Linked DNA regions of Homo sapiens: region 2 is linked to region 1. A link is an interaction called in ENCODE POLR2A ChIA-PET data of the cell type or tissue named here. Cell type or tissue: PC-3. All regions are shown on one strand.

Evidence for each region. ChIA-PET counts read pairs that join two places held together with the same protein. Peaks named below come from ENCODE experiments on the same cell type or tissue, not always from the same donor. Only the 100,000 strongest peaks of a DNase experiment are listed, where the experiment ranks them.
Region 2: POLR2A ChIA-PET joins it to region 1 with 5 read pairs; 2 of 35 experiments call an interaction of 5 or more read pairs at or near these places.

The regions. Positions count from the first base shown.
Region 1 is chr21:24,776,636-24,781,635 of GRCh38, forward strand. No RefSeq gene overlaps it. Among named protein-coding and RNA genes, the nearest start is that of LINC01692, 61 kb to the right of the region's middle. In PC-3, no CTCF peak of the experiment used is centred here; no DNase peak of the experiment used is centred here.
Region 2 is chr21:25,194,347-25,199,346 of GRCh38, forward strand. No RefSeq gene overlaps it. Among named protein-coding and RNA genes, the nearest start is that of LINC00158, 230 kb to the right of the region's middle. In PC-3, no CTCF peak of the experiment used is centred here; no DNase peak of the experiment used is centred here; H3K27ac peaks cover 1,401 bases.

The sequences.
Region 1 (5,000 bases):
TCTACTTATATTGTTTAATCATAGTAAGTGCACATTTTTATTCCTTTATTAATCTACTTCACTAATATATTTAAGTACCTACTCATTAGTAGAAACTGAGCTAACTGGAGAGAGAAAATAGTAAGCAAATTCAATCCATGCTTTCATGAAACAAACTCCCTTAGATGCAGATAAAAATTACTATTTTTTATCAATAACATGGAAAAAGTTATACTGCACTATATCTTTATGATATAAAAAAGAATAAAATGACCAATGAAAGCATAATAAAGCATAATTTCATCTATTCTTTTTTTAAAAAAATGCAGGGTCTCACTCTGTAGCTCAGACTGGAATGTAGTGGAATGACCATAGCTGACTGCATCCTTCAACTTCTGGGTTGAAGTGATCCTCCCGCCTCAGCCTCCAGAATAGCTGAGACTGTAGGTGTGCACCACCACACCTGCTTCTAAATTTTTTTAATTTATGAAATTTTAAAAGTACCAAGAGATCTTTTATATCTCAGTAAGGCATAGCTCTGAGTGATAAAATATTAACATATCAATGGAAGTTCCTAACTTTCCAAATATAAGCCTTTTAACTCCAGATAACTGTTAGGTCACTTTTGATAAGGAAGTTGTCTGTTTTCTTATGTAAGTTCACAGTTTTTTTATTTTTTTTTACACTCTTTACTTTTATTTTTTTTAGCCTTTAACTCTCAGGGAAGCAATAGATATACTTTAACACAAACTATAACAATTGTTTATTTTTATACTACAGAAAATGGATAGATGCTATTCTGAATTGTTCTAGTTTGTCACTATATGTTAGATTTTAAAATGTTTCAACATTTTTTTCTAGTTATATTTAAACTTAGATTTTACACTAAAATTTTCAGATATGCTACTAAAATATCAAGAAAACTATAATTAATGGAAATCTTCCATAGGCAGAGAGACATTAATGTTCACAAAATGTTTTTGGTCTCTATATTAGTCACTTTATTTGCAAGAGGGAATCAAAAAGAATGACCTCTGCACGTATATGTAGAAAAACTCTGACCAACAGTCTTTACTTAAATATGGCACCGAATCAGGAAGATGCTTTATTATAGCACCACTTCTCCTTCTCTAAAAGGAAATCAACAGAGAATGGAGGTTCTAAGAGAACATCCCTATCAGTCGGCTGTCCCTTCTTAAATATCAATGTAATATAATTAGAGTTTTTAATTATTATTCTTACATTAGTTTATTTTTAACTCAAATAATTAAATCACTCAAATCGCTGAATAGTGAATAATGATACACATTTATATTTAAGAGGGGATTCATTATCCCAAGATGATGCATTATTTTTAGTTTAAAAATAACTATTTAATTGTATGGAACAATCAGTTAAGTTTTGTCATTTTGGAGGATTCAGAATTTGCATTATTTTCTGAACAGCAGACTGATAGGAATGTTCTCTTAGAACCTCTATTCTCTGTTGATTTTTTCTTTTGGAGAAGGGGGAAGAAGTGCTGTAATAAAACACCTTCCTGATTCAGTGCGATATATAAATAAAGACCGTTGGTCAGAATTTTCCTACATGCATGTGCAGAGGCCAATCATTCTTCTAGGGTTTAAACAATGTTTGAAATACATATTATTGGGCCACAAAACAGGTACTCAATTATGCTGGATTTCAAATTTTTTCTATGTCCAGCAGGTAAAAGCAACTAATTAAAATTATTGAACCTAGTTCTACTGGAGTTAATTTTCATGGGGAAGCACAAAGTCAGAATCAAAAGACCAATTTCTTGCTGCTTCTCAGATAGCTGAATGATCAACAGTAAACAAGTGGAATTTCTAAGATTTATGGTCCTGTATCTACCTCATTCATCTTGGCTCTTATTGTTTTTACTCATGCCTTCCTACATTTTTCTCTTTGTGCCTGGTGTTCTTTGCATGAAATTTATTTTCCAATATAAAGCTGTTAGTCGACATGCTAGTATGATTAGGAAATAGAGTTATATTGCTCCCGTTGTCAGAGACACAGTTGCACTGGAGAGCACCCCATCAATTCATATGATCAGTCAGTTTAAAGCAAATCTGAATAACAACTACGGAGTCCAGTGAAGTACAGAATAATGATGGTTTGCCTTATTTTACTTCTTTCTTATTTGACTTTGTTTTCTTGTTGTTCGAGTGTCTCTTGGATACCAAATTAAAAATACAAAGAAAGTAAGTAATTACTTGGCAGGAAGGAAGTTAAAAAAAGTTGAATATAGGTGTTTTCTCTATATACATACTGTTTATCAGCAAGCTGAATTTGTTTATTTTATCCTCTTACCTATTTCTTTTGACTAATCTGGATTTATTATAGTAACTTATCTCCTTAGATGACTTTAAAGAAATCTCTTTGTGTACTTTACTCAGTGGGGTACTTTGACAAAATGTACCAATTAGGCTTATGTGAGATGTCAAGTGAGAAGAATGAGTAAGAAAAATTGATCTCAAGTGAATGAACACATTTTATTCAGAGTGATTTTAAAATGTGAGCAAAAACACCACAATACATGATAAAATTAACCACCAGCTGAATTTGAATTATGTTCTTTATAGGATGCATCCTGAAACTTCATAGTATTAATGCAAAGGAAACAAAAGCTGTGGAAAATGATATTCAACATTGAACATCAGAAAAAACAATAATAATTTTTTATTTATATTTATCAATATTATTGTTTATTGTATGGACAGGCTTACAGACTGCAGTTGACAGGGGCTAGAGCTAAAATTCAGGGCACCTTCTGGAACTGCAATGGGACAGAGCCAGCATGCCTTTCGGACTGTCTCTCCCATGAGTTACCTACACGGGTCGGGTACGTCTGAGGCTGCAGCAGAGAAGGGTTGAGGCTGAGACAGGGTCCCATCAGGATCTGCTTTATGATGGATGCCAGCAAGCCCGTCCAGTTGGTGCTCATGGGCATATTTCTCAGCATCTCTCTGTGCCATCAGGATTGTTCCCAGGCTGCACTATAAAGAGGCTAGAGTTGAGCTTCAGGACCACTTAATCTGCTGTAGGATAGAGGCTGGTAATCCTGTCATGGTGGCACAGATGGGAGAGTCTCCCAACTGTTTCCTGCACAGGGAAGATTTCTCCCTGTCTGCAGCCAAAAGGAACTGGAGCTGAAACAGGGTCCCTTCAGGATACGCCATGGAATGAAAGCTGGCAAGCATATCCAGGTGACTCAGACAGGTGTCTCTCAACTGGTGGCTATGAGGCAATATTTTAAGACAACCAGTATAATTTTCGGCAAATGCAATCTGGCATTTAAATATATTTATCAACAATTCTGAAAAGACTAAATATGCTGTAATTTCAAGTGCTCATTTAGTTGATGAATCATTAAGAAGTTATATGGATTAAATGTAGACTGTTGATTGATATCATTTATAGTGAGATAGTAGTTGTGGTGATAAACAAAAATATTCTAAAATTCTTATGGAAAATTAAATGTCCAGAAGACTAAAAGGTACTCCGAAAGGGAGAAAAAAATGGGAACTTGCCATAAATCGTAGAAAATATGAAATATAATATATTTATTAATGTACTGATAAATTTTAGTCAATATTATTACATAAATAGAATGTAATAAACCATTTTTTCAATATTGAATTATAACTTTTTAATATTGAAGTACAATGTTTCCACTTGACTGGTAAATAGTCGTTCATTACAAATGTAACCAGTACTACTATATTTGAAAGAGTTATTATTTTTGTTAAAATAAAATAAAGTATAATTACACTCAGGAAGATAAAATATTGTGATTTTAAAAGTCAGAGACTGCCTTTACATGATTAACATGATTAACTATATTTTGTTTTTTTGTTTACATTGGTCAGAATGTTGTGTTATTAATGCCTTTTTGAATGCTAATACCTAACCTCTGAAATTAAAAAAAAAAGCTAAAATATTTCAGATTAAATATGTAGATCCAAGTTATAAACAGCTAAATTCTTACCTAGTATCTGAAAAAGATGAGAAACAATTATTTTTTCCTAATAATAAGACTAACTTTCAGCCAGGCACGGTGGCCCATGCCTATAATCCCAGCACTTTGGGAGGCCAAGGTGGATATATCACCTGAGGTCAGGAGTTCAATACCAGCCTCGCCAACATGGTGAAACCCCGTCTCTACTAAAAATACAAAAATTAGCTGGGCGTGGTGGCACATGCCTGTAATCCCAGCTACTCTGGAGACTGAGGCAAGAGAATTGCTTGAATCTGGGAGATGGAGTTTACAGTGAGCTGAGATCATGCCACTGTACTCCAGCCTGGGCGACAGAGCAAGACTCCGTCTCAAAAAAAAAGAAAGAAAGAAAGAAAGAAACACAAAAAAACTAACGTTTGATTGGATTTCCCCTTATGTATAGAGAACAAAGCAATGATAGTAACTTCATATCATCATAGATCCCACTGTAATACAATAATTTGCTAACAAAGAAACAGTTTCAATGAAGTGTAGTGTTTACAAACTACATTACAGCCTACAAATTATGTAAATGATTGTTACCCTTCTTATTATTTAAATGCATAAAGATTTTTCTTCTTCAAATACTGTCAGCTTCACAGTGAAAATAATTTTTGCTCAGCTGCTCTGACAGTCTTCTAATGGAAATTTTAAGTGGACCACGTCTATCTGCTGCATGATCTATGAATAAACTAAATATAGGTCTTTAAAGAGCCTTGTGGCGTTGATTGCTTTGACACATCCTGCATTTGCTCACTCTCCATTGTTTAATTTTTCACTAAGAAGAGAAGAAACAAGTACTCTGTCCTTGAATAGAATTAGCTATAGAGAACAGAGTGAGAATATACTTGAGATGACAGAAACTAAACAAATGCTTTGTAGCAGCCATAAAGGACTTGAGAAATAAGGTCTTTAAAAGAGTAAAATTCAATGTGCCTGTACCTTAAAAGATAATTTCAAAACCGTATATAAGAGAAATATTTAACACTTTCAACCTATCAGA
Region 2 (5,000 bases), 420 kb after region 1:
TCCTCAATTAAGAACCACAAAGTACCATATTATTTCACTCAATTTATGAGAGCGAAAACACATACAGACACACACACACACACACACACACACACACACATAAATGCACATATCAAAGGCTGATTAAAAACAATTCTGGCCGGGCATGGTGGTTCACGCCTGTAATCCCAGCACTTTGGGAGGCTGAGGCGGGTGGATCACCTGTGTTCAGGAGTTCGAGAGCAGCCTGGCCAATATGGCAAAACCCCCCATCTCTACTAAAAATACAAAACTTAGCTGGGCGTGGTGGTACACGCCTGTAACCCCAGCTACTTGGGAGGCTGAGGCAGGTGAATCGCTTTAACCTGGGAGGCAGAGGTTGCAGTGAGCCAAGGTCACACCACTGCACTTCAGCCTGGGCGACAGAGCAAGACTCTCTCTCAAAAAACAAAGAAAAACGAAACAATTCCACAAAATTTTACGAGTCAGCACACATTTAATTTCAGCTCATTATTCTCATAAATATACCAGTGCTTGTGGTGGAAACATACAAGGCCACAGAAGATCCTTAATCATATTTTTTTTTTTTTGAGATAGAGTCTCGCCCTGTCGCCCAGGTAGGAGTGCAGTGGCACCATCTCGGCTCACCGCAACCTCCGCCTCCTGGGTTCAAGCGATTTTCCTGCCTCAGCCTCCTGAGTAGCTGGGATTACAGGTGCATGCCACCACGCCAGGCTAATTTTTGTATTTTTAGTAGAGATGGGGTTTCACCATGTTGGCCAGGTTGGTCTCTAACTCCTGACCTCAGGTGATGCACCTGCCTCCGCCTGCCAAAGTACTGGGATTACCGGCGTGAGCCACCACGCCTGGCCAATCATAAAATTTCTAAAAAACAAATATGGGTACATACTATATCTACTATGTTAAAAAAATGAACTGAAATACTCTAGAGATTTTCCAGATAAAGTCAAAACCAAAAAAGTGTTTTATGACTAATAGTCCATCATAAAACTCAAGTAAGATAATATTCAAATTCCTAAACACTACGCCATAAAACTTGAAATATACAAAATGTATTTAAATGTGTATATTAATATTAAAGTACTTACAACTTTTAAAATAAATGAAATATTTGTTCGGATGCATAAAACTTTTGGTACTAAGAGGCCACAACTATAAAAACAATTCTGGTCAAATCACCCGTGGATGTATTATAAAACCAAGGGCCTCTTCTCTATAATTGAGTGTTGTCAAGATCAAGTCACATTTTTCCAAGTTCAGCTGAGAATGATTTTGAATAACTTTTAAAAGACCCTGGTGAAGCACCATGGAATATTCTATGAGTTATTCAGTCTTTGGGCATGATCATGAATATATTTACTATCTCATTTTTATGATCTCTTAAAAAGTATTTTCAAAACATCTTGTGGGGGTCTCAGAGGCAACATTTGGTGAAAACCATCTTCCAAACTACATTTCTGTGGATTTGTGTACAGTTACTCTGAAAGGAAGTGACCCTTAGCCATTAAAAGGAGAGATTTACCTGAGCAATGCCAAGTAGTATGTTGGCACCTTATTTTCTTTTTTTTCTTTTTTTTTTTTTTTTTTACAATTCTTCTTGTTTATTTCTTCACAGTTGGGGCAAAAAAAAACCCTCAAAATTTAATGCACTCAATTACTACAAAATAACACCAAAATGGTTATGAAAATAAGTATGGAGGTGCTTATGTCTTTAGTGTGGTTTTTCCTTTCTTCTTTCTTTTCTCCCTTCCTTCTTTTCCTCCTTCCTTTATTGCTTCCTTCTTTCTCCATCATTTCTGTGTTTGTTTTTTTCATGATTATACATGTAAGCTTATAAAATAAAGAAGCTTTTCTTCTTTTTATAGATGAAAAGCAAGAGAAATAGGAAAGGGTAAAACATCCTGCAAAAACGGCAAAAATGTAATTGAACTGTCTTCAATATATGCTGTAATACCATAAATTCCTTTGTCATGGAAAATATTTAACATATTGGCACACATAATTATGGTATATCTACCATGTATATTTCAATAAGCTATTTTTCTTGAAACACTGTCACTGGACAGGCCATGACACACAGCTCTTTCCATAGATTCTCTCATGAAGATAAAGAACAGTTATTCCTCCAGGCAGAACACGGTAAGGAAGAATTTTGTGTAACGGTAGGAAACCCAGGGTAGGAGGAAGTAGTTTACAATGACTCAATGTTAGTGCAAACAAGAAAAACATACTTGTTTCAAATGAGGGATATTCTACTAAAATGCATATGCTGCCAGCGTGTGATGATTTTAATGAATTAAGATTAATTCTATGCACAAGAAATATATAAACATACTTTATCAAACATGACACTTCAAACATATGACATAGCCATTTTATTCAAGTTTATTACTCATAAACTTGAATGTTTATATACATTGTATTTATATATATAGGATATATATAAATTATATTCTTCTTATGTCCCATTCACTCTTAGATATTTCTATCACAAAATCAGCTGCTAGCTGCTTCTTTTAACAGACTAACCCTAAAATATAAATTTCAATAACATTAAACAAGAAATGACAAACATAAGAGAGCTGCCAATAGCTTGATGATAAGATTGATGTGACTCCACAGAAAAGGATGATGCTCCAAGACTATATACTAAGGGGCTGCTACTTAGCAAAACACCCTTACTAGTTTCCAACAGGGTGTGTAGAAGCAACGATCATTATTTTAAAGTTTCTAGCAATTTTTTTTTGTTGCAAAAGCTGATTTTGCATCTTAAAATTTGGCAGTTGGAAAAAAAAGACAATATTTTGGATTAGAAGCCAGTTCTGTCTTCTTGGATAGAAATCAGAAGTTGTTCTGGGGACAGCCTCCCCCTTAATACCAGCAGAGACCACTTGGGTAAACACAATGAGTCAGATGGTTGTAATAGATGTAGCCGTTGTTCGTAAAGAAGTCTCAAACCAATGCCAGATAAAAATATCATCAACTCTTGAGATTGTCTAAGCCCCAGGCAACAGAATGCTCCTGTGTGGGTAGCATGCGTAGTGACTGAAGTAATAGATGCTTCCACAATCACTAATTCAGAAAGAGGATTAAGGAAGTGGGACCTGTTGCGGATAGGAAAGTTTCATTTATTTCCTGAACTCTAAGGAGTGGCAAAATGATTGAAAGGGCCCTTGAGGAAAAATAAGCATGGCAGCAGCCTGCTGCGGTAGAGAGAAAAAGAAGGGGAAAAGAGGAACTCAAACCAAATAAGAAACCCTATAGAGGAGACTGGGTGCACTCAAAGGAGTGATGATAACTGATGAAGAGGATTTTACTTTTTTTGCTTATGTTTTGAGTATTTTGCATTGGGTATTAGTCAGGGTTCTCCAGAGAAAGTGAATCAATAGGATATAGATAGATATAAGAGGAGATTTATTATGGGAATTGGCTCAGATACACCACACTGTTTCTTTTTTTGTATTTATAAATAGATGATATGGGTCTCCTAACTTCCTGTAGAACCAACTAATTTTGTTTACTAAAATGATCTCAAGCTGGAGAACCAGGGAAGCAGGTTGTGTACTTCAGTCCGGTCCAAAGGCCTGAGTTGCAGGAGAATCAAGGTTGTAACTCTCAATCAGAGTTTGAAAGCCTAAGAACTACAAGCGCTGATGTTGAGGACAGGAGAAGATGGACATCCCTACAAGAGAATGTGAATTGTCCCTTCTTCTGCTATTTTGTTCTATCCAGGCCTTTGATAGGACAGTGCTTGTGTATGTTGGCGAGGGTAGATCTTCCTTATTCAGTTTACTGATTCAGATGCTAACCTCCTCTGGGAACACTCTCACAGACACATTCAGAAAAAAATGTTTTATCAGCTATGTGGGCATCACTTGGCCCAGTCAAGTTGACACATAAAATTAACCTTCACACATTGTAATTTCATCCGTCTCTTTAAGGTTGGTCTTTGCAATTCTTTATGGCACTTTGAGGTGTTTTTTTTTTTCTCTTTTTGGACAGAGTCTTACTCTGTCACCCAGGCTGGAGTGCAGTGGCACAATCTTGGCACACTGCAACCTCAGCCTCCTAGGTTCAAACAATTCTCCCGGCTCAGCCTCCCAAGTACTGGAATTACAGGCACCCATCACGATGCCTGGCTAATTTTTGAATTTTTCGTAGAGACGAGGTTTCACAATGTTGGCCAGGCTGGTCTCTAACTCCTGACCTTAAGTGATTCACCTGCCTTGGCTTCCCAAAGTGCTGGGATTACAGACGTGAGCTACTGCACTCGGCTACAGTTTTAGATTTCTTAGCCTTTTGCTTTGGAGAACAATTTGAATGTATGATTATGTTACCAGGGCGGGTAGAGGGTGTGACCCTGAATGTAGCCTAACAGTGTGCAGAGAGAAGATAATGAGAGGGCCAAAAGCAACAGAGCGCTCTGAACAGAAATCTCTAGCAAGAGATGACAAGCAGCCACATAGAATGGATCTGTCAAACATTTAAGGATCCCAGTAGTATTTAAACTTAACAAGGACAGAACCCCATAAAAAGCAAGAATTTACTGCCATCAATGGGAAGATGGCCGAGGTTGTGTTATGTGTTACCTACATAATAACGAGAAGGGTGATCTCTGAAGACATGGGAATTTGGGGGCATTCAGGTTCACTGCAGAATGTTGTAAATGTTAGACAGAAAGAGTGAAATTTAGGCATTTGCCCTTGGAGCCTTCCTACCACTTTCTAGTATTTCTCGGAAATACAAGCACCAGAGAGCACCTTTTCTTGCACGGATTACTTTCCTGAAGAAATGTAAAGACCATTCACTTAATGCCTCAATTAATTTTGTTTACTAAGCAACATGCTAATCTAAAATACCATTTTTCATTTGAATTAGAAAGATTGTGAATAGAGAAAAACTTTTAAAGTAAACTACAAATGAAAGCTTTTGGGTCGTACTTGTTTTTGAGTTTTTTTCTACCATGTTATACTTTTTTATTTCTTTTTTTCCTTTTCTGT